2 separate regions of the Homo sapiens genome follow, and region 2 is linked to region 1. The links are chromatin contacts, found by Hi-C in ENCODE. All regions are on one chromosome and are shown on one strand. The core of a region is the stretch at or near the end of the contact, and the rest is flanking DNA. Distances in the headings are between cores, read along the strand shown.

Evidence for each region. Hi-C counts contacts between places; a loop is a spot of excess contacts on that map. Pooled maps may share reads with other maps.
Region 2: a loop to region 1 is called in a pooled map, with 5 times the contacts of the local background. The contact joins the promoter of BIVM here to the promoter of LINC01232 in region 1. A Hi-C loop is called at or near these places in 1 of 168 maps with a recorded cell type or tissue (CD4-positive, alpha-beta T cell), 1 of 37 single-sample maps with no recorded cell type and 5 of 50 pooled maps.

The regions. Positions count from the first base shown.
Region 1 is chr13:99,497,423-99,501,998 of GRCh38, forward strand. LINC01232 (long intergenic non-protein coding RNA 1232) reads right to left here and starts at 1,884. Exons shown (of 5, transcript NR_110731.1): 1 at 1,264-1,884. LINC00449 (long intergenic non-protein coding RNA 449) reads right to left here and starts at 3,641. Exons shown (of 2, transcript NR_133664.1): 1 at 2,973-3,641; 2 at 2,301-2,518. TM9SF2 (transmembrane 9 superfamily member 2) reads left to right here and starts at 4,050. Exons shown (of 17, transcript NM_004800.3): 1 at 4,050-4,355. The coding sequence starts at 4,185. RefSeq lists enhancers at 1,138-1,347, 1,358-1,477, 3,756-3,935, 3,842-4,430.
Region 2 is chr13:102,796,974-102,801,549 of GRCh38, forward strand. BIVM (basic, immunoglobulin-like variable motif containing) reads left to right here and starts at 2,146. Exons shown (of 11, transcript NM_017693.4): 1 at 2,146-2,548. It overlaps POGLUT2 (protein O-glucosyltransferase 2), which reads right to left and starts at 2,003. Exons shown (of 10, transcript NM_024089.3): 1 at 1,516-2,003; 2 at 1-36. The coding sequence starts at 1,697. RefSeq lists an enhancer at 2,153-2,372 and silencers at 2,433-2,702, 3,263-3,312, 3,343-3,772.

The DNA.
Region 1 (4,576 bases), core at 634-3,133:
GGTGGATCACGGGGTCAGGAGATGGAGACCACCCTGGCCAATATGGTGAAACCCCATCTCTACTAAAAATACAAAAATTAGCTGGGCGGGGTGGTGCGTGCCTGTAACCCCAGCTACTGGAGAGGCTGAGGCAGGAGAATTGCTTGAACCAGGGAGTCAGAGGTTGCAGTGAGCCAAGATGGCGCCACTGCACTCCAGCTTGGTGACAGAGTGAGATTCTGTTTCAAAAACAAAAGAAAAAGAAAAAAAGACACAAATGCTGTTAAAAAAAATTTAAAAGACAAAAACAAAAAACTGTGGGGCCCGGCGTGGTGGCTCACGCGTGTAATCTCGGCACTGGGGGAGACCAAGGCAGGCGGATCACCTGAGTTCAGGAGTTCGAGAACAGCCTAGCCTGGCCAACATGGTGAAACCCCATCTCTACTAAACATACAAAAATTAGCTGGGCGTGGTGGCTGGCACCTGTAATCCCAGTTACTTGGGAGGCTGAGGCACAAGAATCGCTTGAACCTGGAAGGCGGAGGTTGCAGTGAGCTGAGATCCTGCCACTGCACTCCAGCCTAGGCAACAGCGAGACTCTGTTGCATTTAAAAAAAAATTGTGGTAAAATATACATAATAGAAAACTTACCGTCTAACCATTTTTAAGTGTACACTTCTGTGACATTAGCATATTTGCATTGTTGTGCAGTCATCACCATTCATCCCAACTTTTTCACCAACCCATACTGAAACCGTATGCCATTAAACAGTAAATCCCCATCCCTCCTTCTGCAGACTCTCTCTACAACCACTGCTCTACTTTCTGTCTCTATGAATATGACAGCACCATAGTATTGGCGGTAAATCAGAGTTGGCAAATGCAATCTGAAGCAGAGGAGAGGAGAGAGTCATATCCCTCAAGTTTTACAGTCCCATTAAAAGTATTAGTACTTTGAGAAAAGGACCGTCACGATCATGGGGAGAATGAAGGAAAAACTCCATTTCTTTCCAGTTTGCAACTGGAATTGTCACTTTCGTCTTTCGGCACGACAGCGCCCAGGCCACAAAAGCCCACAGGGCAGGGCCTCCATTTTGTGGCCTGCGTGGAGGGCGGGGCGGTCTCTCTCCGCCACGCCCCAGCACCGGGTAGACACCGCAGCCACGTAACCAAGGAACCCCGAATGAGGCGTTGGCCAGGTGAGGCCGGATCCGGAAGTAGGGGGACCACTTCGCCCCGCGTACGAGCCCCGCCCCCGGCCCCTCCCACCAGACCCAGGCCGACCTAGATGACGTGTCCGAGTAGGAGTTGGCGAGGTGCGGCCGGGCGGCCGGCCCTGCGCATGCGTGATACTTGCACCGGTCGAGATGGTAGCATGAGTCTGGAGGTCATTTTCTTTGAGAAAGGCTCCGCTTCTCCGGGTTTTTGCTGATGCCGATCCCGGGGGATTGAGGAAACATTGAGCTCTGGAGTGGAAAAGGTTGCAGACTTTTAGACTCCCAAGTCGTTGTAGTCTCAATCTCTAGTGGCTGCGTTACTGCAGGAAGTCACGGAAGCCTCTCCCCTTTCTTAGGCGCATCCTTGGCTGTAAAAGGAGGTTAAAAGCCCCTGGAAAACCTCAGGTTTATTTCAGCTCTGAAAGTCCGGTTCCAAATTTAGATCCAGCACTCTTGTGGCCTGGCCAGTGATGGTCGTGGAGTGCTTTCCCCGCGCCTGCGGTCTCTAGGCTCTGTGGATGTAGAGGTGTGGGATGTAGGAGCAGGCCCTTACCCGTGGAATTCACATATAAATGGGGGAATGAGACAGCAAACAAACAAACGTGATCCTTCCTGATAGTGGTAAATGTGGGATGCCGAGGTTTAAGCAGACGAGTGGTATTAAGGGATTTCAAGGTTTTATAAAATTGATTTTGCCAAGAGTGGAAGCTGAGAGGCTACTGCAGTAAGAAGTCCAGGGGAACTAAGAATTTGGCTTGGACCAGAGTGGTAGCTGTGGGCATGGAAAGTACTGAAAGGATTTAGCCCATAGTTTAGCAGCCCAACCAACGGGACCTGCTGAAGGACTGGAGGTAGGTAGTGAGGAAATGAGAAATTTAGGTTCTTCTCCAGGGTTGGGGCCTGAAAAGAGATGGGCAGCGATGCCGTTTCCTGGAAAACTGGGAGAGGAAATGTTTGGGATGAGGGCAGTGAGATATAATGAAGGTCAAGTTTTTTTTTTGTTTTTTTTTTTTTTTTTTTGAGACGGAGTCGTGCTCAGTCGCCCAGGCTGGAGTGCAGTGGCGCGATCTCGGCTTACCGCAAGCTCCGCCTCCCGGGTTCACGCCATTCTCCTGCCTCAGCCTCCCAAGTAGCTGGGACTACAGGAGCCCGCCACCACGCTCGGCTAATTTTTTTGTATTTTTAGTAGAGACGGGGTTTCACCGTGTTAGCCAGGATGGTCTCGATCTTCTGACCTCGTGATCCGCCCATCTCGGCCTCCCAAAGTGCTGGGATTACAGGCGTGAGCCACCGCGCCGGCCGAAGGTCAAGTTTCAGTGGTGCTAGGAAAAGAAGATAGTGAGCAAAAATGTTAATTTTTGTTTCCTCCTCTTAATATTTGGAGAAAACGTCTGCTTCCTTTTGTTATATTGGAAATCTCCATGACTTCCAAATACAGAATATTTTACAATTTTTCCCTATCCCAAAGTTCAGCGAATATGTTGATTTATTTGAGGGAGAGGACATGAAAGGGAAGCCACCTAGGCACAATTTTCTGCTCAGGCCCTACCAGATTAGTTTTTGTTATCAAAAAAAAAAAAAAAAGTGCCATTCCTTGGGCCAAGCTATGTGCTCAGCACTTTCCCTCCATTTTTGATTTAATCTTCACAACAACCTTAAGATGAACGTTCTTTTCTACTTCCCAGTTCTCTTGATTAACTTGGCTACCCCACTATATGGATCAATTTGCAGGGTCCTAGGTCCCTTTGAAAATCTGATGAAAGTTATAAACCTTACCTGGGAAAAAAGTACAAACACCCGCAAGAACTTGAAATAGGAGTTCACTGGCCCTCAACTTTCTGAGCTTACTATTTCACAAACCTGCCTATTCTTGAATTCTGAGCTGGAGGTCATGATTCTCTCTTATGTACTTTAAGATGATGCACTCTTCCGAAGTTTTTGATTGAACTCTAGTGGCTAACTGAATTGACTTTTTCAGATCACTAAAAAGCTTCTCCTTGAAAAATACTCAGAAGATGCAACACACACACACACACACGTGTGTGCACTTACACACGCGGACACCGTCTCACATCATCAGTGGGAAAAGTGATAGAATCTTGCTAAAGGCTGATCATACCATATTAATCCGATTCGCCAGAACTACTTTCTTCACTGAGCTCTCAGGTATGCTCGGGTCTTCCTTTAAAGAAAATAAATGTCAACGCTACACTCTATCCTACTCCCATTTTCCTCCTCACCCCATTTCCACTCTCCCTTAAAGAGATGTGTGCACACAATCACTGCCCAATGCAAGAATGCACCACTGCATCCAATGCTTGGAAATTGTCCGTGAAGATGCCTTTGAGTAGCTGTCTATTTGAGGATTTGTGGCTAATTCCTCCCCATTTGTTTCCTTAGCCTGCTCCCAACCAGGTGTCTCCAGAACTTTTTCTCTCCGCCACCAACTCCGCCTCCAGACAGACCGCAGGTGCTTTCTGTCATAGGGACTGGCGTGCCGCGGACAGTGTGACAAAGAAACTGTATGATGGATATGAGAACTTCGTAAGACCCAGCAGCAAACGGGGAGCGGCTGGCGAGCGCTCCACAGCCCCCAAGCGTGGGAGCTCTAGATCGGAATTTGTAATTTGGAATTGGAACGTGAGCGCCGGAACAGCTCTCCCAGCAACCACCTCTCCCAGCAACCACCTCAGCTGGCGCGCGGAAAACCCGGAAAGTGGATTTCGCCCCCGCTCCCTCCCGGAAACTCCTCCTGGTGCCTGCGACCGTTCTCACTGAGCATGTGCAGACGGCGGTGCGCATGCTCTGTTGCGGTCCGCTTCGGTTTCTGTTGCGGGACCCGGGGTGTCTCCTAGCGCAACCGGAACTAGCCTTCTGGGGGCCGGCTTCCTTTATCTCTGGCGGCCTTGTAGTCGTCTCCGAGACTCCCCACCCCTCCTTCCCTCTTGACCCCCTAGGTTTGATTGCCCTTTCCCCGAAACAACTATCATGAGCGCGAGGCTGCCGGTGTTGTCTCCACCTCGGTGGCCGCGGCTGTTGCTGCTGTCGCTGCTCCTGCTGGGGGCGGTTCCTGGCCCGCGCCGGAGCGGCGCTTTCTACCTGCCCGGCCTGGCGCCCGTCAACTTCTGCGACGAAGAAAAAAAGAGCGACGAGTGCAAGGTGGGTGAGGCCTGACGAGCCCTCTGATGCACTGTTGGAAGGGGAAGTCGTCCCTATCCGGGGGAGCTGATCCTCGGGTGGGAGCGAGGGAAGGGGGCGTAGCAGCGGGTGGGGTTGAGTTTCCCCAGAAGCTTTTGGGGTCTGCTGGGCTGTGGGTGGGGGGCTCTGAAACAGCCCTTGCAAGGGTAGTTTCTGGAGGACGCAGTGGGCCTCAGACTCGC
Region 2 (4,576 bases), core at 896-3,395, 3.3 Mb after region 1:
ACCTGGAAGACCTTTTCGCCTGGAGAAGATGTGAATCTGTGATGAAAAGGCAATGGGGGAGATAAACAGATTTTAACGAACAAACACACAAAGGTTATGCTCTTCAGTCTGGAAACTTGATTATTCTCCTCCACATTCTTCCTCTAACATATGATTGCTTCTTCTTCTCTTATGCTTTTAGTACCAGAATGAATATGATGGATCAGAGATTTAAAAAAATGAGGATGACAATGGCCAAGATAACATGAAACAGTTTCATTAAACAGTCACAATGGAGTATGTTAAGACTATTAATCTATATAAGCACAGAACATACTCATGCATTCCATATGGAAAAATATTCTTACTAACTTATTTCATGCTATCACATCTGGATATTTGTGATCAAATGATGCTCCCAAAGATAATGATCTTATTTTGAAAAATCTCTGCCAATGAATCTTTACAATATCAGTATTATAAATCACGCTCAGGCCTGGCACTGTGGCCCATGCCTACTATCTCAACATCTTGGGAGGCCAAGGAGGGAAGACTGCTTGAGGCCAGGAGTTCGAGATCAGCCTGGGCAACAAGGTGAGATCCTGTCTCTACAAATAATAATAATAATAATAAAAAACAAATAGCCAGGCGAGGTGGCACACGCCTGTAGTCCCAACTACTAGGGAGGCTGAGGTGGGAGGATAGCTTCAGCCTGGGAGGTTGAGGGTACAGTGAGCTGTGATTGCACCACTGCACTCCAGACTAGGCTAGGAAGTGAAACCCTGTCTTAAAAAAAAAAAACTCACGCTCAGCCATGGGCAAAAGCAAAGTAGTAGGTAGTGTATCATCTTTTGCCAAATAACAAAATTTACAACCTGCCTTTTACTTGACAACCTTTTATTCCAGTATTTTTTTCTGTATGAAATACACACAGTCAGCATCCACCAATAATAGAGACAATCATTTCAGAAGTATAGGAATTATAAAAATAAGTTTTAAGTATGATGTTAAAGTATTAAATTCATTGGAACAAAATATTTGTTACAATCATATAGGAGATTAATACTTCGATACTTTCCTTCCGAACTCTGAAGTTTCAAATAGTACTTCATTTTTCTTTTTCAGTTTCAAAACATGCTTACCTGCAGATGTCTCCTTGAAAATTGAGGGCCGCACCAGAGAAAGATGAAGCCCATCAAGTCTCTAACAACTAGGTTTAAATCCCTTATAATAGCTTATGCGAAAAGTAGTTAGAAACAGTATTTCCAGCAAAGTGGAGGGACTTTGTCTTGCCCTGATAATGTGGGAATCTGAATCAAAATTGCTAGGAGATTATTTTATATGTTATATACAATACATTATATTGCATATATTATAATTCGGAACAATTTCTACAGCTACAGAGAAAAATGGGTAACCAAATATCCTGGAATATAAACTGCTGTGGAGAAACGAGTTCTTGGAAAGAAAAATCTTAAAGGGAGAAACAGATTTAACCGCCATCCAAAATAGGTAAGGAGCCGTTTCTCGACTTACTTATTCCCTGATGTATCCACTGCCTGAATATAGAAATAGCGGGCGGGAAGGACGACGTCTGCTTTTAGCCCGGGTCCCCATATTTCGCTCTTCTCCGGGCTCAGCTGCCTTTCTCCGCCGGTCTCGGCGAGTGCTGGAACTGTCGCCAGAAAGAAGCAATAAAGTAGCAAAGTGCCAAACATTTACAAGACGGACTCTCGAAATGATCCACCGATAAATGAAGAAGTGTAAGAGGTGGACAGAAGCAGCCGAGCCTTCGGCAGGGACCCGCCGGCCGATCGCAGCAGCCAACGCGACTGCAAAGGTTGCCGCCCGGCGTGCAGGGCAGGCGCGCGGGTCTCCGCGACCCCAGGACAATCAAAGCCCGTGCCCCGGCGCGCCCAGGTGAGGGTCCCCTGGCGTTCTGCTGTCCCGGCCGAGAACCGCGCTGCTCCTCTCTCTCAGGACAATGATGAACTTGAGTTGCTCCTGCCACTGGAGCATCATTTGGGAGCGAATCCGTCTCAGGTTCCAGCCAAGGTGTAGGGCGAGGGGATTGGCCCGTGCGTCGGGCCAGGCTCAGTAACGCCTTCTCCAAGTGGATGGCGGGGTGGACACGCGTCCCGGCGCCCCGGGCTCCCTGGGATATGTAGTTCGCGACAGGACGAGCGGAAATACTGCCAGGATTTTACCACCTCTCGCCCATTTATTTACTTCTCGGTCACCGCTTTCGGGGGACAGATAAACACCACAGATGCCCATCAAAGGGGCGCACGGGTCTGGAGGCGCAGCTCAGGTTTTTGCGTTGGTCACCCTGCCCTCCGCACGTGGAGAGGGCAGGCATAAAGCACCTTGAAAGGAAGGTGCTGTCAATGCTATCCGACGACCTGTCGCCGGGCACCGCAGCATCCTCGCTCGCTCCGATGGGACGAGGGACGCCGGCCCCAGGGTAACAGGAGGCGCCTCGCCGGCCGCGCGCTGGATGCTGTGATCCAGGTCCGGAGCCGGGTTCCGCCGCGGCCGCAGCGACCCGACCCCACCCGACAGGCCAGAGGTACCCCGGGGCGGGGGGCAGGGGCCGAGGTGGCGGCCGGCTGTGCGCTCTGAGCGCCTGGCCCTCCGCTGGGCACCTGGGCGCCGCCAGCCCGGCCTGCTGCCGCTCTACGCGCAGCCACCTGGGCATTCAAAATTTTTACTTAATTCGATACCGGCCTGGGCTGCCAGGGGTCATCGCCTCTCCGAGCCCCGTGGCGTCCAGATGGAGGCCACTGCATGGGTGCGCGCTCTCCCGGGAAGGAGTAGGGGGAAGAGCTGTGTCGCGGGGGGAAGAGAAGCGCCAGGGAAAGAAGGGCCTAGCCCTCTGGTGAACAAAGCTCGATTAGGAGGTGTCCATGTGGATACCGGTGACCCCTGTGCGGCCGTCGGTCTCCACGCCACGCTGGGCAGGGTCCGGGAACCAGCGCGCAGCGGCCGTCGCCTTCCCCTGCACGCCAGCACCCGGGTCTGGGCCGCCGCCAGGAGTCACGGGCTCACCGCCCTGGTCAGCTTGGCAGTCGGACCCGGAGCCGCCTCCTCTGCCTGCCTCCCTCTTGCCAGCTGCCCCGAAAACCCAGAAGAGCCGGTGGCTCCGAGCCAAGGCGGGCCTGGTTCGGCGCCAGGAAAGGGGGTTTCTTTCCTATTTTCTTTTGTGCAATTGTCATTATTAATGATACCGACTCGTTTACTCAAACAGTCGAATCGGAGCCCCAGCTCTTAGCCCGGATGCAGCAATTGCCCGTGGGCCCCCTTTAACACCAACAGCGTCCCCGGGGCCCGGGGCAAGCATGTTCGAGGCGGTCACCCCCGGGCCTCGGCGCGCTCCCCCTGGCGGAGAGCCTCGTCTTCCGGCCGGTGAGGGAAGGTAGAGGAGGGAGTAGGGGCGAGGAGGCCTCGGCGGCCCTTGGGCTCTGCGGGCTGGGGACTCGGGGTGCCCGCGACACGCGCGGAGGCGCGGGCTGGGTTGGCCACGGGCAGGGAGCGCAGCCGCGCTCCTTCCTCTCTGCCCGCGTCGCCTCCGCGCGCACTGGTTCTGCGCGGCGGGGCTTGGCCTGCGCGACTGTCTACTCCGTCCCGGCGGCCTCGGAGCCCGGCCGAGCGGCGAGCTTGTCAGAGGACGGTGGTGGAAACGCTCCCGGCCTCCCCAGGGGCGCGGGCTGGAGGCTGGCGCCAGGCGCGGAGGACTCCCGGTATCTTTTGACAGGCTGGCGCCTCGGCTCTGGGGACCCGCAGGTCTGAAGGGGAGGAAGGGGCCTGGAGGGCGCGGGAGGACACCGGGTGGGAAGGGTGGCATTAGCTCGGCCGGGGGCTATGCGCCTCTGGTTTCGCCCTCCCGCGCATATTCGACCCTTACGAGGTCACCGGAATGCCCCTGCTCCTCAGTTGCCTTCTATACAGGATATCGATCAGGGTATTTTGTTATACGAAAAGGCTTTACTGAAGAGGTTTTTAGAGATGTTTGGTTCTCTCATAAACTTGATACTTGAGAATACAGACAAAATATAACCTGAAAAGACTACAACCTAGGCGATGAAGATTGGCTTTACAAATGGACGTTTATTTTACAGAACACTTCGTTCAGTGACTTTGAACAATCATGACTCTGGCGGTGCTTTTTAAACTTGCCATTTTATAAATTTTTGCTTTGCATACGAGCAAACCATATTTCTATTGCTTATGACATGATTTTATGAGTAAGCTATTAGTTGAGCCTGAGGTCCTGCAGTCATTCTTAGTAGTAAATTTTTTTTTTTTTTTTTTTGAGACGGAGTTTTGCTCTGATCGCCCAGGCTGGAGTGCAATGGTGCAACTGTAACCTCCACCTCTGGTGTTCAGCGATTCTCCAGCCTTGCCTCCTGAGTAGCTGGGCCTACACGCATGCGCCACCATGCACGGCTAATTTTGTATTTTTTTATTTTTTATTTTTTTTTAGTAGAAACGGGTCTCACCATGTTGGCCAGGCTGGCCTCAAACTCCTGACCTCAGATGATCCACCCGCCTCAGCCTCCCAAAGTGCTGGGATTACAGGTGTGAGCCACCACGCCGG